2 separate regions of the Homo sapiens genome follow, and region 2 is linked to region 1. Evidence: read pairs that join two places in POLR2A ChIA-PET (ENCODE). Cell type or tissue: K562. All regions are shown on one strand. Each heading gives the region's core, and the rest is flanking DNA. Links, peaks and the distances in the headings are about the cores only. Region 1 holds the start of LOC124907731 (a long non-coding RNA gene). Region 2 has its middle 24 kb from the start of ODC1-DT.

Region 1 (11,135 bases), core at 1,255-3,754:
TGAGACCAGCCGGGCCAACATAGTGAAACTTCTATTCCACTAAAAATACAAAAAAAAAAAATTAGCTGGGCTTGGTAGCGCATGCCTGTAGTCCTAGCTACTCAGGAGGCTGAGGCAGGAGAATCCTTGAACCTGGGAGGCAGAGGTTGCAGTGAGCCGCGATCATGCCACTGCAGTCCAGCCTGGGCAACAGAGTGAGACTTCATCTCAAATTTTTTTTTTTTTTTTGAGACAAAGTACTACTCTGTCATCCAGGCTGGAGTGCAATAGCATGATCTCAGCTCACTGCAACCTCTGCCTCCTGGGTTCAAGCAATTCTCCTGCCTCAGCCTCCCAAGTAGCTGGGATTACAGGTGCCTGCCACTACGCCTGGCTAATTTTTGTATTTTTGGTAGAGACGGGGTTTCACCATGTTGGCCAGGCTGGTCTCGAACTCCTGACCTCAGATGATACACCTGCTTCAGCCTTCCAAAGTGCTGGGATTACAGGCATGAGCCATTGCACCCGGCCAATCTCAAAATTTTAAAAAGAAAAGAAAAGAAAAAAGAAAAAGGAAAGAAAGAGCCACACCTTTCTGAATGAGGTGGGGAACCCCTGGTGGGCTAGAGGCCACCACTGTTCTTTAGGGGGCATAAGCTGAATCAGAACAAGTGCGGGAGGGCACAGATGAGCGAGGCCAGTCTTGTGTGAGTTCAGGTAGGAGGCAAGGCTGTCCTGAATTAGGGCCCAGCTGTGGGAGTGGGAAGGGCAGGCCAGTCATCACTGGACTAGCATAGCAGAGCTTACCGAGGCATGGTGCTCCGTACTGAGGAAGAGAGGAGAGGAAGGCATGCAGAGCTTTCCGAGGCAGGAGTCAGGAAAATGCGAGGCTTCCGAGTGGTCCAAGAGGTCAGTAGCCTGCCCCGTGTGCGAAGAGGCCAGGAGGAGTTAAAATAGCAGCTAACACCTGTAAGTACTTTATGTAGGTTACCTCATTTAATCCCTAGAGAGACGTCCTTTACTATCGCCATCTTATAGAGGGAAACTGAGGCACAAAGCGGTTTGTTAACTTGGCTGAGGCCCCACATATATTAAGTGGCAGGCACAAGAATAGACCCAGGGGGTCGGAATCAGGGGTCTTTGCTCTGAGCCACGGCACTCTGCAGGTAAAGGCGTCCTCAAACGCCAGGCTAGGGTTTGGGAGTTTAACTTACAAAGGGTGGAGCTGGGGGTTCTGAGCTGAGGGAAGCAGATGCCCGTGGAAGTCCTGGGTAGGCTGGGCCAGTGAGGGGAGGGATGGGCGCAGGAGACCACCTGGGGTCCCATACAGGGCTTGGGAGTCACACACCCAACTCACGACTGCTTTCCCATGGCAGCCTCTTCACAGCCCTGAGCCGAGCAGAGCTGCGAGGACGTTGTTTTATGTCTTGCTCACGCCCAATTCCTGCCCCAATCCTAAACAACTCAGGTGCCATGTGGATGACCCATTTGGTGCCCTGGCTTCTTGGGTCTTCCACCTCCTCTTCTCCACCACATCATCTCCCTCCATCTCAGCCATCAGCTCCACTCACAGTCAGGGACAGCCTGGACATTGCCTCGGAATGCACCATCTCCCAAATCCGAATTCCAGTCACCCACCTCCTGAGCTGGCCCCTCTTCCAAGCTGCCCGCCCAGTGGCTCCTCCGAGGCTGTTCCTTGGCCTTACTGGGAGTCCACTCCCCAACTTCCCAGCCTGCTGGAAGCCCACATCTACCTGGTCAACTGCGCTCTTGAGTTCTATCTTGAACTAACCTGCAACCCCCACATGCTTCTCCATTTGATTCCCCATCTTGTTTAAGGAGGGCTTTGTATCTTCTCCACTCTCTGAAATTCTCTGACCTGTTCTGCACACTTCACACTCTTGGTAGAGCTCCCGGCTGTCTTCATGATGTAGAAGCCATCAGACAGAGAGCCTTTGACCTCTGTGGCCACATCTACAGACTCGAGCCCCTCCTCCCTCATCCCTCCCGCAGGAGAGGAGCCATGGAAGCCGTTTCTGTCCTTCTCCCAAAGCCTGGTCTCCTCGCCTGGGCTTTGGACAGCTGCCTCTCCCCCTACCCCTGCCTTCTCAGGAACCTGAAACCAAAAACCATCTTCCTTTCTCTGTGACTTTGGCATTTCTCATTAATATTTAAGCGGAATGTGGCAGAAGCTGCCAGTCACCCACCAATTCCCTTCTCCTCTTCCTCCTCGGCCACAGAAGCCCAAGCAGCGGGGTGGGGCCATGTGTCTGGGATCTGGCCAGTGAGACACAGGCGGAAGTGGCCAGGACAGTGAGCAGAAAGGAAGAGGCAGCGTGGGTGTCTGATGACAGAGGCGCTGCCATTCCCACCACAAACTGCTGGCCTCTAAACTTCTCTCCTAACGAAATAGTGTCACAGCCAACCCCAATCATAACCGACCACGTGCTCCACCACCCACATCTGAAAACACAGAACAGTCAGCTCTTCCCAGGATTCCACGCTCCTTTTCATTGATGGGCCTATCCTTTCCTTTTTAGGACAGTTTGTCATGGGAAAAGCCTCAGGGTTTGTTTGCTCCTGGTGCACTCTGGTGTGGCCTCCATCATATGATCAGAGCTGCTTCCCCCAAAGCCCCCGATGGCCTCGTGTCCCTGAGTCCAGCGGGCACTCCTCCGCCCTCCTCTGACCCCAGTCCATCGAGCACTCCTCCTCCCTCCCCCAACCCCAGTCCAGGGGGCACTCCTCCTCCCTCCTCCGGCCCCAGTCCAGCGGGCACTCCTCCTCCCTCCTCCGACCCCAGTCCAGGGGGCACTCCTCCTCCCTCCTCTGACCCCAGTCCAGGGGGCACTCCTCCACCCTCCTCTGGCCCCAGTCCAGGGGGCACTCCTCCACCCTCCTCTTACTTGAGTCCAGTGGGCACTCCTCCGCCCTGCTCTGACTCGGCTGCTTGCCCTGGCCTGAAGCTCTCCTCCTGCGGCTTCTACGGTACTGGACAGAGCCTTGTCCTCCCCATGTCTCAGGGTTTCTTGCTCAGCCCCCTCTGCCGGCTTCCCCTCCACCTGTTCCTCAGATGCAGAGTTCCTCAGGGCTGAGACCAGAGTCCGCTCTTCCCACCCCATACCCTCGCCCGATGCTGCCGCTGCCCGGAATGCAGCAACACTGCCGGGCAGGCCTGCCACAGGACGAAGTTCCTCCCTCGCTCCAGAGATTAGGGTTCAGCAGGGGAGCATTCCTTCCCACGCAGGTCTGCCAGGTGCCATCCACTGGCCATGGCTCACTTCAGTGACCTCTAGCAGGCGAGCCACCTCCTCCCTCTGCCTCTGCCTGGACCCCACTTCTGCCTGCCAGCGTAGCATCTCCACCTACTTGTCCTCAGGTGTCCCAGGCTGAACGTGTCCCAAATTCATCAATTCTCTTCCTTCCCGGGCCCATTGCTCCCGGCGTTCCCCGTCTTGGGAACTGGCGTCACTGGCCCCCTGAGGCCTTGAACCTGCAGCTGGGAGTCACCTGTGGCCTGCTTCTCCCCCGTCCTCCATCTGGTCCACCACCAAGTCCCCACGGCCCAGCCTCCTAAACATCCCTCGAAGGAACATGCTCTCCTCATCTGTGCCTCCACAGCCACTGCAGCGGCCTTCCCTCGGCCTGCGTGGAGCTTCTCTGTGGGTCCCCTGTGTGTCAAATTCAGCCCTTAGATCACGAGTGGATCCCAGTACTTCCCTGCTCCAAGCCTCCAAAGCCCCCCAAGGCTCCGAGGAATGGAATGCCCTGCCTCATCCCGGCTCCCTGCCTCATCCCCGCTCCCTGCCTCATCCCCTCCCACCACTCTCTAAGAAAGCAGAGCCCACGTCACCCCTCCAGTCCTGCAGGGCCCCCACTCAGGTTCGGGTGTCCACACACATCACCTGCTCTGCCCGAAATGCTCTGGCCCCACTCTCCTCCTGCCCAGCTTCAGCCCCTTCTCAGGACCTGACTTTAACGACTCTCTGTCAGGCAGGTGGCCCGAGACTCACTCCTAGGCGCCAATAGCACCCCTGGTATTGTGGTCAACTGACCAGGTGTGAGCTGATCTGACCACCCACCGCCCCCTCGGCTGGCGTGAGCTTCCGGAGTAGGGACAGTGCCCTGCATACAGCAGGTGTTAAGTGCTTGCTGAATGCCTGAAAGCCCCTCTGTCCTGACAGGAGGGCTTGGGGCCAGGCATGAAAGCAGAAGGGGAGGCACAGGGTGGCGGGGGCCTGAGCGACTCTGTCCCTGTTTGGAAGGGAAGAAAGCAGGGGCAGGCAGAGGGAAGGCGAACCCGGGCCTGGCCCAGGGGTGGGTGGAGGGCAGCACCAGTCTTGGCAGAGGGCACTGGAGCGGCGAGGGTCAGGGACGTAAGAAGTGTTCATCCCTCAGGTGACAGGATGCAGGAAAGAGGTCTGGGCGAGGGGTGAAGGGGTGGCAGCCATGGGGAGGTGAGGGAGCTGTGGGAGGAGAAGAGCCACTGGGGCGGACGGGAGGGAAGAAGAAAAGCCGAGACGGAGCCTGGGACTGTGATGCTGACACCGTCACCTGCCCGCCAGCTTGGGGCTGCAGAGCTGCCGGGTCAGCCCTCTTCAGTTCATGAAAACGGAAAGGAAGAAGCATGCAGTTCTTTTCAAACAGACACTGAGCCAAAGTTGGCGGGGGCAGCAGCAGGGTACTTCTTGGCAGGGAGCACTTACTTCTGGTCCAGGCTACCAAGGGTACAGGTTTGCCCTGTTAAGCCACTTTGGGATCCGAAGCTAGAAGAGGTCAAAGTGTCCGAGGCATTCAAACCAGAGTGACTCCATCTTGAATAGCGGCTGGGTAAAATAAGGCTGAGACCTACTGCCAGTGGGCTGCATTCCAAGGAGGTCAGGAGGTCAGGCATTCTTTTTTATTTTTTTTATTTTTTTATTTTTTTTGAGATGGAGGTCTGCTCTGTTGCCAGGCTGGAGTGCAGTGGCGTGATCTCGGCTCACTGCAACCTCCACCTCCCGGTTAAAGCGATTCTCCTGCCTCAGGCTCCCGAGTAGCTGGGACTACAGGCAAGTGCCACCACACCCAGCTAATTTTTGTATTTTTAGTGAAACAGGGTTTCACCATGTTGGCCAGGATGGTCTCGATCTCTTGACCTCATGATCCGCCCGCCTCAGCCTCCCAAAGTGCTGGGATTACAGGCATCATGCCCGGTGGAGGTCAAGCACTCTTATTCACAGGATGAGATAGGAAGCCGGCACAAGATACAGGTCATAAAGACCTTGCTGATAAAATAGCACGTGGTAAAGAAACCGGCCAAAACCCACCAAAACCAAGATGGCGAGGAAAGTGACCTCTGGTCGTCGTCCTCACTGCTCATTATACAATAATGATAATGCATTAGCATGCTAAGAGACACTCCCATCAGCACCATGACAGTTTACAAATGCCATGGCAACGTCAGGAAGTTATCCTATATGGTTTCAAGTGGTGAGGAACCTTCAGTTCTGGGAATTGCCTATCCCTTTCTTGGAACATTCATGAATAATCCACCCCTTGGTTAGCATATCATCAGGAAATGGCCATAAAAGTGGACCCCTCGGGGCCGCTCTGCCTGTGGAGTAGCCAATTCTGTTATTCCTTTGGTCTCTTAATAAACTTGCTTTCACTTTATGCTGTCTTTTGAGAGATCCAAGAACCCTCTATTGGGGTCTGGATCTGGACCCCTTTCCGGTAACAAAAGGGTTCATCATGGGCCCCTTCTGTGCAAAGCTGCCTAATTAATTGGACATTTAAAGTGTCATTCGAATGTCTGAAACTTTGATTGACACACAACCTTCAGGTCACTGCATGAAGGGATGTCCACAGGTATTCAGAGAAACCCTCAGAAATGTTCTTCCCAAACTTTTAGGACTGGCGTTGGTTTTGTTTAGCAAAAATTTGGTTACAATGAGAAATTTTTTTTTTCAAGACAGAGTCTCGCTGTCTCCCAGGCTGGAGTGCAGTGGCACGATCTCGGCTGGGTTCACTGCAAGCTCCGCCTCCCGGGTTCACACCATTCTGCCTCAGCCTCCCGAGTAGCTGGGACTACAGGCACCCACCACCAAGCCTAGCTAATTTTTAGTAGAGACGGGGTTTCACCGTGTTAGCCAGGATGGTCTCAATCTCCTGACCTCATTATCTGCCCACCTCGGCCTCCCAAAGTGCTGAGATTACAGGCGTGAGCCACTGCACCCGGCCTAAATTTTTTTTAATGTTCACATATATCCTTATATTTTTATTTTTAACCTAAAACATACAAAAGTACTTTCATCCATCATATCCGGATGTCTGTGCGACGCCTTCCCTGGGCCTGGGCCACGTGGTTAGAGTACACACCGACTCTGGCATTGTGGTGCCCGGGGGACCCCTGACTCGGAGCCTCTGCTTCTTAACTAATGAGAGGCCAGCACGGTTGCTCACATCTGTCATCCCAGCACTGTGGGAGGCCAAGATGGGTGGATCACTTGAGCACAGGAGTTCAAGACCAGGCTGCGCAACATGACGAAACACCGTCTCTGCTAACAATACAGAAAAATTAGCCAGGTGCGGTGCTATGCACCTGTAGTCCTAGGTACTCGGGAGGCTGAGGTGGGAGGATGGCTTGAGCCCAGGTGGCAGAGGTTGCAGTGAGCCAAGATCGTGCCACTCACTCCAGTCTGTGCGACAGTGAAACCCTGTCTCAAAAAAAAAAATAATATAATGCGAGTTTAAAAACATTTGTAAACAACAAGGTGCAGACTCCACTTAGGCCCCTGTTTCCTGTGATGTGCTGGTTGGCTATTGCTGCCCAGCCAACGACGCCGCCCCAGCACTTACAGCACCGACCCTCATTCACACTCTCTCATGTTGTCTGTGGGCAGGGATGTGGGAGCAACTGGACTATAAGGTTCCCCTGAGGTTGCAGCCGACGTCAGCAGGAGCTGCCCTCAGGAGCATTGCCTGGTGCTGAAGGTGCCGCTTCCAAACTGCCTCATTCCCGAGGCTGGTGCTAGCTGCGGGTAGGAGGCTTCAGCTCCTCTCCATGTGGCCCCTCCAAAGAGCCATCTTCATGGTGTGACAGCTTCGTCCAGAGCCAGAGACCCCAGAGAACCAAGCAAAGGCTGCAACGCCTTCTGTGACCCAGCCTTGGAGCACACAGAGTGTCACTCCCATGGTATTCTATGTCTCCCAGTCGGTCTTGATTCGACATGGGAGAGAGCCACACACGGTGTGAACTCCAAGAGATAAGAAGCATGGGGCCATCTTGGAGACTGGCGGTCACACCAAGCTTAACTCAACAGCAATTTTGTAAAGCAATTCACCTTTAATGAGTCTTTTCAAGGCATTTAATGAGTGTGCATAGAAATCACTTTCATATTCATATTTTATCATTTTGTGTATACTCAATTACACAATGCCATTATGATAAGCATAACTAATATAAACAGATTGGGGAAACTTCACTGACTGACAAGCGGACAGACCCAGGCAGCAGTAGCAGCCCAAGTACGTGGGCACATGGGGAGAAGGCTGCAGCCGGGGTGGAAGCTCAGGAAGGCTTGTCGGGGGCTGCAGGTCGCTGGCTAGATCTGATGGGGCCTGATGTACCCTTTGGTGGCCCCAGAGTCACTGCACCGGCACCAACTGTGTATTTCTTCTGTGAGCCTCAGAGCTGTATAAAGTACGTGTGTTTAGGCCAAGAAGAATTTAATTCACACCAGGTGCAGTGGCTCATGCCTATAATCACAGCACTTAGGGAGGCCGAGGTGGGTGGATCACCTGAGGTCAGGAGTTGGAGACCAGCCTGCCCAACATGGTGAAACCTCATCTGTACTAAAAACACAAAAATTAGCCGGGCGTGGTGGCGTGCTCCTGTAGTCTCAGCTACTCAGGAGGCTGAGGCAGAAGAATGGCTTGATCCCGGGAGGTGGAGGTTGCAGTAAGCCGAGATCGTGCCACTGCACTCCAGCCTGGGCAACAGAGTGAGATTCCATCTCAAAAAAAAAAAAAAGAATTTAATTCACTTCAGCAAGTGTTTCCTGAACACCTGCAGAGCCAGGCACCAAAGGCGTTCAGACAAATTCTTCTCCAGGCCAGTCCCAGTGCAGGGAGGGAAACAAGGGAAAGAACCTTTCAGCCTGGCGCTCACTGGGCTGGAGGAGGCCCGGAGGCACGGGAGCGCAGGGGAGAGTCTCAGTCCCCTTGGGTGCGTAACAAAGTCCCACAGACTGGTGACTGAAACCACGGACATTTACCTTCTCATAGTCGTGGAGGCTGAAAGTCCAGGATTGAGGTGTCGGCAGGGCTGGTGTATTCTGAGGTCGTCCTTTGGCTAGGAGGTGGCTGTACTGTGGCTGTGTCCTCACGTGGTCTTTCTGCTGTGTGTATCTGTGCCCTAATCTCTTCTTAAAGGACATGAGTCCTGTTGGACTGGGGCCCATCCAAATGACCTCATTTTACTTCCATGACCTTTTAAAAGGTTCTATCTCCAAGTATAGTCACATTTTGAGGTACTGGGGGCTTCAAGACGGGGGCACAATTCCACCTGTAGCAGGGAGGAACAGGCATCCACTTACCCGGGAGATCCTAGTGGGCTTCCGGGAGCAACCACGCAGAACCCTGTAGGATAAATGGAGTTTTTCTGACCAGGCAGGGGTAGGGTGGGGAGACGAGCTCTGTGGGAGCTGCAGTGGGGCAGGAGGGACCACCACCATTCAGCATATGGAGGGTGGGGCAGGCAGGGGAGCCCTCCTTGTTCCAGAAGCAGACCTTGGGTCCCCTCCACGCGGCCCACCTTCTCCCTCCCAGAGCCTCCCTCAGGTCCCACCTCTGCAAAGAGAGCCAACGCCATGCACCAAGCCACGGGACACTTGTCACTGGTGACTCAAAAGGGAGGGCTTGTGTGTCATTTGGCCTTGAGCATGGAAAGTTAGATCAGCTGGAAAGAGTAAAAGGAAGTTGGGAATTGTTTTTAAACCAGCCGCAAGTGCAGGAGTGATAAAGGGATGGGGAGGCCACTAGGCCTTTTGGAAAATATTAATCGCCCAGAGTCTGAAGGAAAAAGCGAAAAGCAAGGCCTGGCGAGCCCCTCCACTGTCTGAGCGCACAACTGAGGGGAGAGGTGCGTGTGTGTGTTTGCGTGTGTGCATGTGAGTGTGGGTATCTGTGTGCATGTGAGTGCGTGCACATGTGTGTACATGTGTGTGTCTGTGTGCATGTGTGCATGTGTGCATGGGTCTGGGTGCGCATGTGTGTGTATGTGCACGCGTGTACGTGTGTACGTGTGTGGGCATGTGTGCACATGTGTGTGCTCACGCATGTGTGCATGTGTCCGTGTGTGCATGTGTGTGCACATGTGTACATGTGTGCTCACACGTGTGTGCTTGTGTGTGCGTTGTCTGTGTGTGTTGTGGGGGGCTGCCTTCCTGGAGCCCATCAGCCCAGCACAGCTCTGGCCCGTTTGACAATGTCCCCTGAACCACTGAAAAGGACCATTTTTTTTTTTTGGAGATAGGGTCTTACTGTCACCCGGGCTGTAGTGCAGTGGTGTGATCTTGACTCACTGCAACCTCCACTTCCCAGGCCCAAGCGATCCTCCCACCTCAGCCTCCCTGGTATCTGGGACCACAGGTCTGCACCACCATGCCTGGCTAGTTTTTTATATTTTTGGTGGAGACAGGGTTTCGCCATGTTGCCCAGGCTGGTCTTGAACTCCTGAGCTCAAGCAATCCTCCTGCTTCGGCCTCCCAAAGTACTGAGATTACAGGCATGAGCCACTGCACCTGGCCTGAAAAGGACCTTTGACATCAGGGTCATCACAGCCTCATGCCAGCTTTGCTGCAAGTGCTGGACTCCGATTTGTGGGAAGATGAAGGCAGGTTACCCTGGGACTCTCTCCTGCCTCACCTGGACTTCCAGACGCACGGGGAGTGTGTGCCTTCGCAGCTTGGCATAGTGAACCTGTGAACAGCCAGCCTCTGAGAACAATGACCTCATCTTTATGAAATTTTAGTTGTGGAATGTTTCATAATTTGCACAACACTTGTGTGTGATCTGTAAACGAACACTGTGTACCTGCTGGGGTGCAAGAAACCTCCTTCCTGGCAGGGAGCATGATCAGATCGCTTTGGGCCCACTGGCTGCAGGACATGGTCCTCCACGGCGCAGGGCTGGCACTGAGGGCTCTGCGGGAACTTCCCAACCTCTAAGCCCAGGAAGCACCTCCCTTCTGCCCTCGCCCACGGGGTCTCTGGAGCAAGCCTGCCCCCTGGGGCAGGAGCTGAGAAACTGGCTGGAGGCCTTTCGCTCTGCCCATTTCCTGAGGTTAAGGAGGAGTCCTTCCAGTGTAAATGGAGGTAGGGCCCATGTGTGCACGTTTGCACACACGCAGACACCCACCCAGCCTGAAATGTTGGGTTTGCAAGATCCAGATTGGGGTGTCTTGGGCAGGACTGGCCATATAAGTCTCCTGTGCTGGTCTGAGGAAGGGGGTTGGCACACACAGGGCCCCTGAAGCCCTGGCTGATACCCTCCGCCTGTCTGCCAGGCGAAGCCAGGCTGCTCTCATGGGCTCAGTCCCTGGGCACCTTCCTGATGGAGATGCCCTTAGCAGCCTGGGTGAGGCCCCAGGGGAAAGGCTTCAGATCCTGGAGCAGAGTCCAACCCCCTCATGTCACAGCTTAGCACACTGAGGCCTGGAAAGAAAGGACACGCCCAAAGTCACCTGGCTGGTCAGCTGCAGAGCCAGGCATCAGGTGGCAAGCCCTGCACTCCTTCCGCCGAGTCTCCAGGCTTGCCCTGGTGCCCCTGTCCCTGCGTTTCCAGACCTGGGCACTCAGGACACTGTGAGTCCAGAGGGGTGGCCTGGCAAGGGTGAACCCAGCCAAAGCCGGAGCCACAGGAGGGAAGACCCTTCTCCCAGCTGGGACTCACAGCCCTGGCCTGGCTCTGCCTGGCTGGAAACAGTTACAAGGCTGGGACCAGCCAAGAACACCCCGGGCCTCCTCTCTGTCCTCACTGCCTCCCACCTTTCAAAGTCAGAAAGCCTTTCCCACCTGGCTTATGCCAGGGCTTGGGGTAAAGGCACAGCTGGCAAGCAGCCTGGAGGGGAGAATGAAGCAGCGGAGGTGGGGAGGGAGGAGAGGAGGAGAGAG
Region 2 (16,291 bases), core at 5,889-8,388, 200 kb before region 1:
TGAGTGATGGAATACCGTGTTCCACTACCTGCCCTGGCACAAGCCCTTTCCTGGAGAGCTTCCCCATAATGCCTCCTGCCCAAAGTGCCCACCGGCATCAGGTAGCTCATCACGGCAGCTGAGCTGGGCCAACTGGGTTCAGGGTGCGTGTCAGTCAAGGAGACCCAAGGGCCAGTCATTTGGTAATGGTGAGCTCTTGCGCTGAATGGCCACGTGGAGTTAGGGCTGAGGCAGCAAGATTGCTGAGAGTGGCCTAAGAGAAGGGGCAGTGGTGCTGTTGACAGCCACCATGCATCCCCGGAGAGAGACAAAGAGAATGGCTCCGTAACCCCGCCAGCTCCCCAGCCCCCAGCTTCAGTTCCATGACTGGGCTTTGTTCCTATGAGCTTGCCCTGTGCCCCAGTTATCTATTGGTAGGTTACAAATACTCCCAAAACTCAGTGGCTTCCGACAGTTGTCATGTTCACTCATGATTCTGTGTGTTAGTGATGTGAGCTGGGCTCAGTGGCATCTTCCTTCTGGGCTGAGCTGAACTTGGCTGCTCTAGGCTTGGCGTCACTCACCTGTTTGGGGTCTGCGTCTATGTGGTCTCTCATCCTCCAACAGGGGGGCTGGAAGGAAAGGGAGGAGCTCACCTGTGCACAAAAGCATCAGATCAATAAGGGCCAGGCAAGTCAACAACTCAGGCCACAGGTCACAGGTCTTCAGTGAGCTGGGGAAGACTGCATGGGATGAGTGTGTTGTGCCCAGGAGCCCTTGTCCCTCTTCCTATTTGGGCTAATGATTGACAACCTGACTTCCGTGCCCAGGGTGGTCAAGATTCCCCTGTGACCCCTGGAGAGTGAAGGGCCATGTGCCTCTGATGTGTCCCTCCTCAAAGAGGCACAGATCTTTTCTGGTGCTGAATAACAGCAGTACCAATGAAGATGCAGGCCTGGTGTGGGGGTTCCCACTGAAGATCCCAGCACTTCAAGAGGCCAAGGTGGGAGAATCACTAGAGGCCAGGAGACCAGCCTGGGCAACATAGTGAGACCCTGTCTCAAGAATGAACAAACCAAAGAAAGAAGGAAAGAAAAGAAGGAAGGGACAGAAAGAAAATAAATTAGCCAGGCATGGAGGATTACTAGAGACTAGGAGACTAGGCTGGGCAACACAGTGAGACCCTGTCTCTACAAAAGAAAGAAAGAGAGAAAGAGAGAGAGAGAAAGAAAGAAAGGGAGAAAGAGAGAGAGGGAGGGAGGGTGGAGGGAGGGAAAGAGAGAGAGAAGGAAGGAAGGAAGGAGAGAGAGAAAAAGAAAGAAAGAGAGAGAGAGAGAAAAGACAGAAAGAGAGAAGGAGAAAAAGAAAGAAAGAGAGAGGAAGAGAGAAAGAAATAAAGGTAGAAAAAGAAAGAGAAGGAAAGAAGGAGAAAGAGAAAAAAAGAAAGAGAAAGAGAGATAAAGAGAGAAAGAAAGAAAGAGAAAGAGATAAAGAAAGGACGGAAGGAAGGAGAGAGAAAGAAAGAGAGAAAGAGAGAGAAAGGAAGAAAGGAAGGAAGGAAGGAGAGAAAAAGAGAGAAAAGAAAGAGAGAAAGAAAGAAAGAGATGGAAGGAAAGAGAAAGAAAGAGAAAGAAAGGAGAGAGAGAGAAAAGAAAGGGAGAAAGAAAGAGGAAGAAAGGAAGGAAGGAAGAAAGGAAGGAGAGAGAGAGAAAGAAAAAGAAAGAAACGGAGAAAGGAAGAAAAGAGGGAGAAAGAGAGAGAAAGGAAGGAAGGAGAAAGAGAAAGAAAGAGAGAGGGAGGGAGGGAAGGAAGAAAGGAAGGAAGGAAAGAGAGAGAAAGAGGAAGGAAGGAAGGAAGGGAGGGAGGGAAAAAGAAGAGAAGAGAAGAGAAAAGAAAAGAAAAGAAAAGAAAAGAAAACTAGCCAGGCATGATAGCATGCACCTATAGTCTCAGCTATTCAGGAGGCTGAGGTGGGAGTATTGTTTGAGCCCAGGAGTTCAAGGTTTCAGTGAGCTATGATCACACCACTGCACTTCAGCCTGAGTGACAGAATGAAACCCTGTCTCAAAATAATAATACAAATGTAATAATAATGCAGATGCCTCTATAGTCTGCTCTGTGCCGTGCATCGCACCACTTAGATATGTGGGCCACTGGGGCCCCATCTCAGCTCTGGGCTTACAAGCTCTGTCATGGCCCCGGCCAATGAACACTTCATTTCATTTTCTCATTTGTTAGCTGGTGACCATAACACACACCTCCTAAGTCTATGCTGAGTGAGGTATCTCAGGCACTTAGCACAGTGTCTGGTACTTAGCAAGTACTTGTAAACATTATGATTATTGAAAAGTGCGTCAATGCTCATTCATTGACCACGCAAGGTGACGCATGGGTTCAACAGCACTGCTTCACATTCATGTTTATCTCGTTCTCTCTGTTCCCCGATAACCTGCACAGGAGTTGATGGATGTAGGATCCCTTTATGCTACTAAAGGGGATCATGATACATGACAGGGCTAATTTGTGGGGCATTTGGTCATCTTGAAGCAAAATGGCAGCTGATGCGTGTTTTCAAATGAGCATATCTGCTGAGGCCGAACTGAGTGGGGTCGGGGGCTCCAGAATTACTAAATCGTGACTGTTCTTACAGAAAACTTCAAGTAGCAACTTTAACCAAGAGGTGGCCGAGACCCTGCCTGAAGCCATTTGTGTGACTATTGCTGTTGGCTCTAAATTCATCTCGTCCGTAACCAGAGAAATGCATTTCTACTACCTCAAGGGGAAGGCAACCTCCATTTTTCTGTTCATAAAAAATTTTTAGTTATTTTCTGAATTGAAACTTCCAGGAGAATATTCCACAGGTGCAAGGTATATGACCTTTATAATCGCAGCGCTAGTGTTTCCTCTCTTGCGGTAGGAGCGCCTGTACTCACGTCAATAAACATTTGCCTTCTCCTCTTCCCTCTCTGGTCCTTGTGTTTCTGCCATTACAAAGCCGGAAGGGCAGCGGGGTCACCAGCTGTCATGAGGAAGGGGGGCCGAGCACGCCCCGTCACTGGTGGGCGGGGAGACATGGGCATGCACACTGTGGGTTTTGGTGGGGTTGGTGTGTGGGGTGCACACCCACATGCTGCTGTGCGGACTTGTTCCCATGAAATGAGTCTTTCATGGTGGGGAGGGAATATCCATCTATTTGATTGTATGCCTGTCAGCATTGTTCTAGGGAGAGAATATTCTAGAGTGGTGTCAGCAGACACAGTCACCACAAAGCGTCAGCTGAGGGACGCACCTTCATCTCCCTCAGGCAGCTGAGCCATTACTTCCTGTTCCCCCTATGCTGCCCGCACAATTCCATTCCTTTATTCCTCCATCTATTCGATATTTATCGGACCTCTTCTGTGGGGGGATACACAGACAACAGGCCCAGGTCCCACCTTAAGAAGTTCACCTTTGGGGAGGGGAGAGGGGAGAAAGAAAAGCAAATGAAGGACGGGTGCCCCAGCATCAGGCAGACAGAACACCCGATTCAGCCTGGAGACAGGGAGGGCTTCCAGGGTGGGTTGACACCGCCACTGGGACTCAAAGGACGAATAGATCCCACAAAAAAGTCGTATGATGTACAAACGTTCGGAGGAGGGACAGGGCGCAGGCTCAGGGCCCCTCAGCAGCACACAGGGCCGTGGCCACACTGCACCATGACTGCGTGTGCTGCTGTGCCTCCCACCCACTGGACACCAGCTCCTGGAGGCCCTAGGTGGCCTCTCCCTCATCTGTGACATCCCCGGCACCTGGCACTGGTGAGGCCACTTAGCGAATGGTGAGTGACTCAAACGACGGCCATCATGCAGCTGACCCAGCCTAGGCAACACGGTCATGCGAAGGGCCTTGCCATCCTTCCTTCCATGGAACCCCCCCGGGCCTTGGGATTATGTCTCTCAGTGCCTGAGGGGGGTCTCAGGCACCACCTCCCTCAAAGCCCCAAGACCTTTCTTATCTCTGCACCAAGTCACAGAAACAACAGGGGGTCCTCACAGCCATTGTGAGAATGTTGAAAACGCAGACTTTTAACCCCATGACACCAGGGCCACCTGCAGAGGAGAGACACGCTTCTCCTCTGCCGTCTGTCCACCCGTGGCAAAGGAAGACAGATGGGTGGAGCATCACACCCTCTGCAAAAAAAAGAGTCTTTGATCACAGAAAAATGTTTGGTAAACTTCTCCAGAGTTAAACTAATTGGTTTGGGGCAGATCTAATCTCCTGGATGCTTTGCTGCTCAATTAGTACTGGTCAAAATGTTTGAAGTTCAGAGAGCGGCTTCTCAGAGGACAAGCCCATTTGAATAATTAGCATCACGGGGTGTTCCCAACACGGCCGACCCTCCTGGGGAGATGAAAGAGACACCTCCCCTATACGTGCTCTGGCTCCACTGCCAATGGAGACCTCTGCAAAGCTTGAAGAGCAGGTGGCCTCTGCCCTTCCGTTGAAAACTGAGTGTGGGAGGGAGCCTGTTCCAGGCCACAGCCTGGCAGGAAGAGAGCAGGCTCAGAGGGGAGGCCCTCTCCCTCTTCTGAATGTTTGCACATCACACGACTTCTTTTCTGTGGGATCTACTCATCCTTCTAGTCCCAGGGGCAGTGTCAACTCACCCAGGAAGGCTTCCCTTTCCCCAGGCTGAACCACGCGTCCTGTCTGCCCCTGTGCTGCCAGGCCCGGGCACCCATGCTTTGCTTGCTTTTCTTTCTCTCCTCCCCACTCTCCAAATGTGAGCTCCTTAAGGTGCGACCTGGGCCCATTGTGTACCACACCATAGTTATTGATAAGTATTGAAGAGATGAATGGATGAAGGAATGAAAGAGTGAATGAATGAATGAAATTTGTGTAGGCGGCACCAGGGGAACAGGAAATAACAGCAAAGACGTCTGAGGGAGATGGAGGTGCACTGTTTAGCACTGTTGACACCGTGGGCTGGATTGTTCCTTGCTGTGGGGCCTGTCCTCACCTTATGAGACGTGTGGCAGCAGCCCTGGCCTCCACCCACCAGACGCAGGAGCGCACACCTTCTCCCCACCATGACAACCAAAAAGATCCTCAGACATTGCCAGATCACCCCAGTTGAGAACTACTAGGCTAGACCAACAACTTGTCTTTTTTTGGGTCTGAACAAAACATGGTACCAATAGCTTCAATTCAGAAAAGGTTTCCCTTCTCCGGCCAGCACCTGTCTCTTTCCCACCCTGTAGTGATAAGAGGGAGATTTAAAAACTGCAATTCTTTTTTTTTTTTTTTTTTTTTTTGAGCGGGAGTTTCACTCTGCTGCCCAGGCTGGAGTGCAGTGGCATGAAAGCGGCTCACTGTAGCCTCCGCCTATTTAGCATTTTTAGTAGAGACAGGGTTGCCAGGCTGGTCTCGAACTCCTGACCTCAGAAGATCCACCCGCCTCGATCTCCCAAAGTGCTGGGATTGCAAGCATGAGCCACCGAGCCCAGCCTTAAATTCCAATTCTTAGTGACTAATTTGCAGTATCCCAGCCCATTTTGAGTTGTGTCTCCCGGGCTTTGAATCCAGGCTATGTCACTCACAAAGGCCATTTCATCTCTCAGAGCCTCGGCATCTCCACCACAAAGTATGAAGAGTGCCAATCCCATTTCTACAGCGGGCAGTCCATGAAATCACGTGGGTGGTGCCCCCACACAGTAGGGCTTGCACATGGCAGCTACGGTACTGTGTCTGCGCTTCTCCCTTCAGGAGGAGGGCCTTCCCAGGGTATGAGAGTCTAACCTGCTACCAAGCCCTTCAACGGTTGGCATAATTCAGTTCATTCAAAGCCTGTCTTGCCCACTTAGAAAGAGCCAGAGGCTGCCATGCTCTCTCACAGGTGCCTGGGCTCAGGGCAACAGTGTGACCCTTGGGGCCAGTCAAGCCAGACCCAACCTCCAGCCCTACCATTGCCCAGCATGTCCAGGGCTGGTCATTCAGCATCCCGCTCGCCTGAGGAAACAGGATTAACAAGCCTCCCCTCACAAGGTCTCGGGAGGATTAAACGAGTCCTTAGGTTCACAGATGCTGTGGAATTATTAACTGTGGCTCAGTCGGTGTGGCGAGGCCAAAGCCCAGAAGGCTGGGATGGGAACGTGAGTACAATTCCTTCAGGGAGGGGCCCTGGGAGGCCCCGGGCAGCTTCCCCTCTGGCGTGGCTTGTTAGACCGGCACAAGCTGGGTGTAGGTCTGTTAACTGCGCACCAGATCGGCGACCCTCGGCTTCCAGAACCGAGTATATCAGCATGAAGGGACAGGCATGTTCAGACATGGGGTTGCTTTTTAAGCAAGAAAATGTTCTTCCAAACGAAACCAGCGGCAGCACTGGAGATCTCGGCGGTCTCTTTCGTGCCCAAATGCGGAGATTTTTGTCTTTTCTGAAATCAAGCACCCACAGCCCTCTCCTTGCGGCAGTGAGAACCCCGAGGCCCATCGAGACTCATCCTGTCCACTGCGCACAGCACGCCTGGGGTCTACGAGGCCTCAGGCCCGGCCCAGGCCTCCTGCCACTGTGCTCGGATGAACCCTGGTCTCCAGGTCCACGGGGAGGACAGGTCTTTCCAAGGCTGCTGGCTGAGCCACATGTGTGCAGCCCTCCCCGCCCTGGGCCGGGGGTAGGGTTCCCTGGGGACCTCACACAGCCCCCCCTCCCCCGTGGCCAGCCCTGAGAATGAGAGCTAGAAATGCCCTGAGCAGCCCTTAGGTCCATCAGCCCCCTTCACAGACAAGCGTCCAGTGGCTGGCACACAGTTCCCGCTGGACCCCCAGCCCCCACGCAGAGGTGACGGAACCTCTAGGCACTCCCCAGAGGGGCTGCCGAGAGTGGGTGTGGGGAGACCGTGAGTGTGGAGCCAGGAGACCGCCGAGGCCTTACTGTGTGGCCTTGGGTGAGCCGCCTGACCGCCGTGAGCCTCTGGGTCCCCCTCTGTGGAAGAGGGACTCCGTTCTACAGATGTCATTGCAGGACTGGGAGAGGTTGCGTGACAGTGGGACAGGCGCACTTCCTGCACACAACGGAGATCCAAACGGCAGCCCCTGTTCCTTCTGATGTGGCATATTTAGGACGCAGCTGCATAAAGGTAGAAGACCAGTCAGCCGAAGGCCAGCGCATGGGAAGCAAGAGGGTGGAAGAAAGATCATGCACTCTCCTGGGGAACCCCTTCCTCCCAACACAGACCCCAAAGAGGAGAGGCCCTGCCCTCTGGCCCCACCAGGCGGCTGCCTTTCCCTCTCCCTCAGTTGAGGGATCCTCCTCTGTGGCCTCCTGAGAGGCTCCTCAGCCAGGATTTCTATGCTGATGATCACTTTGGCTTCTGGTCAACACTGGTTTTGCAGAAGAAAAAACGGAGGGTCTGGGGGGCCATCAAAAGCAGAGCCAGTGGGAAAGGACCTTGAGCAGCCAGGCCCAGGGAGCAAGCCAGTCCTCGGCTTCGGTACCCTCTTAAGAAAGCACTTAGGCCTCTCCGAGACCGTTTTTCTCTTCTGTAAAATGATACCATCTCAAAAGCCCTTCCAGGCCGGGTGCGGTGGCTCACGTCTGTAATCCCAGCACTTTGGGAAGCCCTGAGCTCAGGAGTTCAAGACCAGCCTAGGCAACATGGTGAGACTCCATCTCTCCAAAAATAAGAAATTAAAAATGTTTAAAGCCCTTTCCGATGCTAAAATGTGGTTATTTTGATCCTCATATTCCTGGAGTCGAGGAACACGGGTTCCCTCTCTCTGGCACATCTGTGTCAGCAGCTCCGGGTGGCCTGTCCCTGCAGAGGTTGTGGGTGTGGAGTGCGGCACCAACTCTGGGTGCCCGTACTGGGGGGGAAGTTCACAACCCCGCTGGCCTGGTCTCAGGCTGTTTGTCCCTCCCTGGCTCTTTGTCACCTGCCCAGGAATGCCGGCACTGGTGGGAGATGTTGGAGCCGCTCAAGGCTCTTTGTTGCGGCCGGGCGCCGTGGCTCACGCCTATAATCCCAGCACTTTGGGAGGCCGAGGCGGTCGGATCATGAGGTTAGGAGATCGAGACCATCCTGGCTAACACGGTGAAACCCCATCTCTACTAAAAATACAAAAAATTAGCCGGGCATGGTGGCGGGCACCTGTAGTCCCAGCTACTCGGGAGGCTGAGGCAGGAGAATGGTGTGAATCCAGGAGGCGGAGCTTGCAGTGAGCCGAGATCGCGCCACTGCACTCCAGCCTGGACGACAGAGCGAGACTCCGTCTCAAAAAAAAAAAAAAAAAAAAAGCCTCTTGTTGCCAGGTGTTTGCAAAGCTCGTGTTTCCTGCACAGATCCTAGCAGAGATTGCTTGGAGTACTTGGAATATGGAGGGACAGATTGCATCGATGTATTCTATCCTGTTACAGATTTTATCTTTCTCTCTTTTTTCATAAAAAGGGAATTTAGTAGAAAAGTATTTCTTCAAAGTTGAAGGTCAAATTAAGATCTTGACATTTTATCTCCTATCTCACAGTGAAGAATTCATGAAATAAGACAGAAAAAGCACACGGCAAGGTGCTGGCCCCAAGCAGAGGTGAGGCAGGTCCTCCCGGGGCTGGGGATTTCCACACCTGGGAGGCTGGCTAAGCACTGACCCATGAGTCCTCAGGACACCCTGGGGGGAGGTTCTTGTTTTCCAGATAAGAAGATAAATTTTAAAAATCCTGCAGTCACAGACAGCAAGTGGCAAAACTGAGATCTGAACCAATGTCTTCCACATGGAGAAAAGTGACTGGGGCTACTGGCTCTTTAGCTTCTGTAGCTCAGAGGAAGCAACTCAGGTGGGCTGGGACCCCCGCGCTTGCTTCAGGCATCTGCTCTCTGAGGACCCCACTTTCAGGTTTGCCTCTGCACGTCCCCAGTAGAGCAGGAGCCTCTCCCCAGATACATGGATCCCAGAATGAGCCAGACAAAGATGCCTTTTACTTACCCATTGGTGCCCATTCATTTCATGTTATAATTTTCTAATCCAAATGTACTTTTGAAATTTTTCAGACAAGCTGGGAAATTATAGACTATTCTGCCCACCCTGTATTCTTCCATTTCTCTGTCCATCTAATATACAAAAGAATAATACAAATCATTTTTTGGGCCAGAAACGGTGGCTCATGCCTGTAATGCCAGCACTTTGGGAGACCAAGGCAGGAAGATCGCTTGAGCTCAGGAGTTTGAGACTAGCCTGGCCAACATGTGAAACCCTGTTTCTACTAAAAATACAAAAAAATTAGCTGGGCATGGTGGCGTGCACCTGGGGTCCCAGCTACTCGAGAGGCTGAGGTAGGAGGATGGCTTGAGCCTGGAAGGGGGAGGTTGCAGTGAGCTGCAATGGCGCTACTGCACTCCAGCCTGGGAGACAACGAAAGACTCATTCTCAAAAAATATATAAAAATAAAAATCATTTCTCCCCCAGTATCAGGTGCTTTGCATGCATTGCCTAGGAGCTCAGTTCTAGTGTCCACCCCAAACCCCAGAGTGAAACAACCTAGGCCTTCACCCCAAGCCCGTGGTCACTCACGCTGCCTCTCTGTCCCCCTTAGAACCATCCTAAAGGTATGGGCTTGCTCTACCCATCCCTGGCACCTAATTAAACCTGTGGAAAGGCTTCCAGGGGACATGAAAGGGACTAGCCATACAAAACTTCCCATATAAAGGGCTTCTCATCTTTAAAGCTCCATCTATCTAAATAGATAGATAGATATCTATCATCTATTAATATTTTTTAAAGAAGGTAATTGAGTCTCCCTACATAGTTCACAGGCAGATGGAGACGATCTTTCCTTTTTTCTTGTGAAGAAAGAAGCCTAGAGATGGAGGAAGGGGGGCTTTCTTGGGGAGACAGGTGTTCAAACATGAACTAGAATGCAGATAGCAGCAGCTCATTTTTCCTTTCAAACAGCCTGATCCAGCCTTTCTCTAGGTTACCCCTTGTGGTTACAACTCAAATCTGCTTAAAGATGCCCTGCCAAGGGGAATTAGAAGGTCACCAAGCATTCCTCAGAGCTGGAAAGCTCTAGAGCTCCTCCAAGGTTCCAGGGCTGGCCTTTCTCTCCCCTCGCATGATGCTGGGGTGCTGATACTTGCCTCCCAGGGCTGCTGTGGGACTCCAAGGGCTAACTCAAGGAGAGTCCCTAACACAGGCCTGGCACAAAGAGACACGTTATGACCCTTTGCTGGCCTACCACTGAAATCTGTAATTATCAAGCTGCATTGATTATTGGCAAGGAGAAAATATGTTATAATTTTTAAAAATTATGTAAATTATCTTCTAGACTTAAAAAAAACTTTCTATGACTATATCTGCCTCTGTTTCTGCTTGTATAGAAATTAAAATTTTGCCTTTTCCTGTGAAATTATGTTTTATAGCTTACTGGCTTGTGATAATAATCCTTTGTACTTTTGCAGGGCCTTTTATCTGGGAATCTCAAAGCACTTCATAAACTTTAATTAATTCTTGCAACAAGCCCCCTGAGGTAGGTAAATATTATTATCCCCATTTTACAGATAAGGGGAGTGAGACACTGAGAAGTTAAGTAATTTGCCGAAGGCCCCAAAGCAGTTAGTAGCTAAGTCTGAACAAGACCGCAAGTCGACTGTCTCAGGCCTGGCTTGGCCCCACGGGGGCCGCCCTGCTGGTTTCCCCGCCCCTCCCCAGGACGTGATTGACAGGGAGACCTCAATCAGTTGCAGCGTCTGTGTTAAATACATGTTGTACGGCTTACAGGCGTTATGGGGAGTTATCCGAGCTGACTCAGAAGTTTCACCCTGGTACTGGCTTATCTTCATGTGAGCTGAGCAAAGCCTGCACACCCATTTCTCAGGTCAGAATGCTTCTGCTCCTCAACCCTCTCGCTTGGAAAACTCTCACTTCCCTCATACTTGGACTCAACCAAGCATCTGCTGTGTGCCGAGCACGGGGCTCGTGGCTTTTTTTTGCCTGTGCTGTCTCCTCGAAATACATTCTTAAGACAACCCTATGAGTGACTGTTGTTATCCCCATTTTACAGATGAGGAAAATGGAGGCTCTGAAAGTGAAGTGGCATATTTGGGGTCACACAGGAGAACTAGGATTCCAACCATGTTCTGGCTTGAAGTTGATGCTCTTGTCACTCAGCCAGCTGACACCTGGTACCCGGTTGTGTTGCAGGAAGGCTTATTAATCCTACAATGGCATTTCCAGAGGACGTTGGTAAGTGAGTGAAGGGCTTCCATTTTAACCGTGAGCCAGGCTGAGCTAATAGTTTCTGTTGTTGGGTGCATGGATTAATAGGCGACTCTCCTAGGAGAGTGTGCGCGGTTCCAGAACGGGGCACAGTTGCCCCTGAGAGACCCCTTGCTGATGGCTCTCCTTGTCTTACTCAACAGCCTCACCACCACCAGCAAAGCTCCTTCCCTTGACCTGGAGACACTGAAGCGGCTCCGGATGCTTTGCTCTTTCCTCCGACATGACTGTTGAAGTCAGACAAGCCTGGATTTGAACTCTGGTTCTGTACCCATTGTGGTTAATCTTGGGCAAGTTCCAACCTCTCCCTGCCTCAGTTTCCTCATTAGTAAAAGGAGCTGTGGCAAGGATCAAATGAGTTAACGAACACGAAATCCCACTGCACAGAGCCCCACACGTGGCAAGGGCTCCATCAGGGTCCCCATCTGCTCTGCCATTCCTGTCCCGCCAGCTGCCTGCATTCTGTCCTAGCAGAGCCGACTGAGGAGCACCAGTGCTATCCAATTCTTTCCTCTGTTGCTTTTGCCAAAATCCTGGCTGGGACTGCGGCTCTCCTTCACCCAGGTCATGACAACACCCAAGAGCAGTCACTACAGCTGCTCCTGCTATGTGACAGCTCGGAGAGACAGAGGATTAGCTGGGGTTACCCCACTGTGGATATGTCATGCTTGTCTCTTTCAGATCCTGCTAAAGTGGAGTGTTGAACTTTAAGGTGCTTCCTGCCTCCAAGCCTGCAAGCCTGGATCTCCCAGGATTCTCTTCTGCCCCTGACAGCGTTAGCATTGCAAGCGCAGCCTTGGGGAATGAAGTGTCCCTTCCCAGTGCCGCTGAGAGAGGGGCAAGAACTTGGGTGCAGTCCCATGGCCTGAATGAACGGTGTTTCTCAGGCATGGCAAATCTGAAAGGAATCAACACATTTTTCTGTTGGATTCTCTCTTTAAAAATGGGAATGGCGGCACAAGCACATTTCAGTTCGAACAGGTTCTTGGACGCCAGCTCACCTGCAGGCTCCTGTGTTCTTTCATGCTCCTCCATCCGCTCTTCCTTTCAGGCCCTAAGAATGCGCCCCTAGCACTGGGGCCTGGAGCACAGGCCCCCACATACTGCCTGCAGCTCAGCCCTGAAATGACATTAGCTGGGGGTGTTGGAGCCAGCCCGGCCACCAGGCCTCTTAGACTGGTTGTCTGGGACACTGCCTGCAGGACAAGCCCTCAGCCCTTTCCTTCCCCTCACTGGACTGTGGGCACGACAGGGAAAGCATGTCCCATGTGCTAACTTTGCCCAGAGGTGGCCTGTCCAGCCCCCTCTCCAGGTGACCTTGCCCCATAGGGGGAAAAGGTACATGCCGCTACCGCTGCAGACTTCTGGGTACTTCTACCAGGCAGATGGCCCTGCCACCAGGAGCCAGGGGCTGGCCACCAACCTGGTGCTCCAGAGTGCACAAGGCCTCCCCTGGTCTTGGGCCCCCTCACCCCATCAGTCTGCTGTCCTCTCAGCCTCCTGATCTGGGTTGGTCTGAGCCAGTCCCTCAGACCCTGACCAGGTGGAATTTCTGAGCCTGGCCTTGGCCAATCCCACCCAAATCTGGCCCCGAGGGCCTGTCCTCCCCTTTCTTGGGCTGTCTGCCTTCCTAGACAGGCCTTTCTTATTTCAACAGCAGCGGAATTGCATAAATATTTGCCAAGTCCATGTGTCTAGACAACCTTGAGGATGTCCCACAATGGAGCATGGAATCCCTCCACAAATGGGAATTAGACTTCTTCACTGCCAGGGGTCCTCCTAGAAGTTTTAAGACCATCACAGAGGGCAACTGTAAAAGAATGAGGATGGTGTGTTTGTGTGTGTGTGCACACACCTGTGTGTATGAGGCCCGTAGAATCCAATGTGAAGGACTGAATACAAGCCACATTACAAAAATGGCCCCAAATACAGCAAAGCACATCCGACAGGGCCGGGCCTCCCCTCTCCAGTGATGGGGGTGAACAGAGGGGTGGGCTCATTCTTTAAGGCAAAGCTGTTTCTTCTCATTTTAGAAAATAACATTTATGGCCTGACACTGTGGCTCACACCTGAAATTCCAGCACTTTGGGAGGTTGAGGTGGGAGGACAGCTTGAGCCCAGGAGTTCAAGACCAGCCTGAGCAACATAGTGAGACTCTGTCTTTACAAAAAACTTTAAAAAATTAGTTGGGTGTGGTGTTGCATGCCTGTAGTCCCAGCTACTCCAGGAAGCTGAAGTGGGAGGATTGCTTGAGCCCAGGAGTTAGAGGCTGCTGTAAGCTACGATCGCACCACTGTAGTCCCGCCTGGGTGACAGGGCAAGACCCTGTCTTAAACAAAAAATTAATAGTACTTTTAAAAAGTGAGTGCTCCTTATTACAACCACCAGGATGCTTAATGGTTATGAGGTTTCCTTTCAGGGTGATGAAAACATTCTGGAAGTCAACAGTGGTGCTGGTTGCAGGACATTGTGAATGTACTGAATGCCACTAAATGGTACACTTTATTTATTTATTTATTTATGTTCAGATGGAGTTTTGCTCTTGTTGCCCAGGCTGGAGTGCAATGGCTCGATCTCCGCTCACTGCAACCTCCGCCTCCCGGGTTCAAGCGATTCTCCTGCCTCAGCCTCCTGAGTAGCTGGGATTACAGGCGCCTGCCACCACGGCTGGCTAATTTTGTATTTTTAGTAGAGACGGGGTTTCTCCATGTTGGTCAGGCTGGTCTCAAACTCCTGACCTCAGGTGATCCGCCCCTCTCAGCCTCCCAAAGTGCTGGGATTATAGGCATGAGCCATCATGCCCGGCTGAATGGTACACTTTAAAATGGTAAATTTTGGCCAGGCACAGTGGCTTACACCTGTAATCCCAGCACTTTGGGAGGCCAAGGTGGGCACATCACCTGAGGTCAGGAGTTTGAGACCAGCCTGGCCAACATGGTGAAACCCCATCTCTACTAAAAATAAAAAAATTAGATGGGCATGGTGGCATGCGCCTGTAGCCCCAGCTACTCAGGAGGCTGAGGAAGGAGAATCGCTTGAACGTGGGAGGTGGAGGCAGCGGAGAGCTGAGATCGCACCACTGCACTCCAGCCTGGGTAACACAGTGAGACTCTGTTTCAAAATAAATAAATAAATAAATAAATATAAAATAGTAAATGTTATGTGCATTTGACCTCACTCACACACATTGTCCATCCCGGCACGTGAGGCGTGCCCTGCACCAGGCAAGGTGAGGACACAGCACTGGACAAGACCCGCCCCTCCCGCCCAGTGTTCCTTCTGGTTAACGGCACAGACACTCTCAGTGAAGTGGGACTCGGCCAGCAACAGAAGTGAACGGGGCGGACTCCTCCACCAGCTATAGGCTATGGCGCTGACATCTGCTGGATGGAAGTGGTGCCCGTCCCGCTGCTTCCAGGAGACAGGCAGAGTTACCGCAATGGTGGCAGCCCCTCTGCTGCTTTTCCCTCCCCTCCCCCGGGGCACCCCGCAGCACCCCACTTCTAGAACTAAGAAAGGTGGGCTGTATTCTAAGATGTTGCTTGCAAGTCAGTCATTTGAAATGTGAGATGTATTTTACCCCAGCAACACTGTGATGAAAGGCAAATACTGGCCCCAAATAGCCCATGAAACCAAGTCAGCTCATGTGTTTGAAACAGTACACACTTGTCATGAAAAATAATTGAAAATGATGGTCCTAGAATACAAACGGGACCCTTGCTTCATGTGACCTCGGCAGCCTGTGGGTACAGATGCGTCTAGATTACCGAAGGCACCAAAGACCTTACCTGCTCTCACCCTACCTCTCACACGGGTCCTTCTGGCCCTGAGAGCTACACCCGCCCAGATGACTCTAGGAGACCCCTGCTGTCGGTTCTCTCTCCTACGACTGCAGCATGTGCCAAGGCCATCTTGGGGGCCAGCGTTGGTGCTGAGGGCAAAAGATGCCTTGGGGCCCTTGAGCAGCCTCCTGCGGCACCAGAGTCTTGAATCTGGTGACCGTCAGCCTGTGGGGCCCCCTCTGGCCCTTGGCCTGGAGGAATGGGGTAGGGAGGGGTGCAGTGAACCCCTTCACAATGCCCAGCACACTGGAGTCCAGTCTGCAAGTTGGCCAACATACTTGAAAGGAGTCACTGTTGGGTGTCATTGGAGGCAGAAAATGTCTTGGTGGCTGGTCATTTCTGCTAATGCCATTGAAAGAACTTTCCAGAACTTAGGAGGCGAGGAACCAGAGAGTGACTTTTCACTCCCCTCAGTTTGTTCAATCTGTAGCCATTCACTGAGCATCGCCCGCCTGTTTCTCTAGTTTTGGATCTAGAGAAGTATATTTGCCATCGCCTAGCACTAGAAGGCCTGGATTCCTGCCTTGCTATTTCAATAGACATATAAAGCCTCCTTGAGCTTTCATCTCCTTGTCTTTGTCTTTGAAACAGTTCTCTTTTGTTTGTTTGTTTGACAGGGTCTTGCTGTTGCCCAGGCTGGAGTGCAGCGGTATGATCATAGCTCATTGCAGCCTCAACCTCCTGGGCTCAAGCAATCCTCTCATCTCAGCCTCCTGAATAGCTGAGACTACAGGCAGACGCCACCACGCCCGGCTAATTTTTTACTTTTTGTATAGACTGAGTCTCATTATGTGGCCAGGCTGGTCTTAAACTCCTGGACTCAAGCAATCCTCTTGCCTCAGTCTCCCAAAGTGCTGGGACTGCAGGCGTGTACCACAGCGTCCGGCCTGAAATAGCTCCTGCTTCACAAAGTTGTTACAAGGGTTAAAGAAGATAAACACATGCCAGCATTCTGTAAATTGGAACGCACTAGGTAAATGCCAAATAACTAAGTAAACACAGAATGCGTAGGCAGATGGCTTTGGGGTACAGGTTCTTCCAGGGCTTTATTACTGTTTTATTTATGATAAAATTAATGATAGAGTATGCAAATGCTTAAACCCACTACCACCTCAGAATAGTACCCTTCCCCATCCAAGCATGGTGGTGAACTCACAAGGAGTCAAATAAAATCAAAGTAAAATCTTCTGTGTACCTATACATATAGTGGGATACGAGGATGATAT

The links. Peaks named below come from ENCODE experiments on the same cell type or tissue, not always from the same donor. Only the 100,000 strongest peaks of a DNase experiment are listed, where the experiment ranks them.
Region 2: POLR2A ChIA-PET joins it to region 1 with 6 read pairs; 3 of 35 experiments call an interaction of 5 or more read pairs at or near these places.

The regions. Positions count from the first base shown.
Region 1 is chr2:10,269,821-10,280,955 of GRCh38, reverse strand. LOC124907731 (a long non-coding RNA gene) reads right to left here and starts at 8,555. Exons shown (of 2, transcript XR_007086209.1): 1 at 8,238-8,555; 2 at 7,287-7,654. It also overlaps the pseudogene RN7SL66P. RefSeq lists an enhancer at 8,781-9,281. In K562, for the core only: no CTCF peak of the experiment used is centred there; DNase peaks (open chromatin) are centred at 1,965 and 2,285; H3K4me3 peaks cover 683 bases.
Region 2 is chr2:10,465,842-10,482,132 of GRCh38, reverse strand. No RefSeq gene overlaps it. Among named protein-coding and RNA genes, the nearest start is that of ODC1-DT, 24 kb to the right of the region's middle. RefSeq lists a silencer at 3,753-3,943 and enhancers at 3,935-4,638, 4,639-5,342, 12,000-12,514, 12,515-13,029, 14,700-15,200 and 1 more. In K562, for the core only: no CTCF peak of the experiment used is centred there; no DNase peak of the experiment used is centred there; H3K27me3 peaks cover 1,111 bases.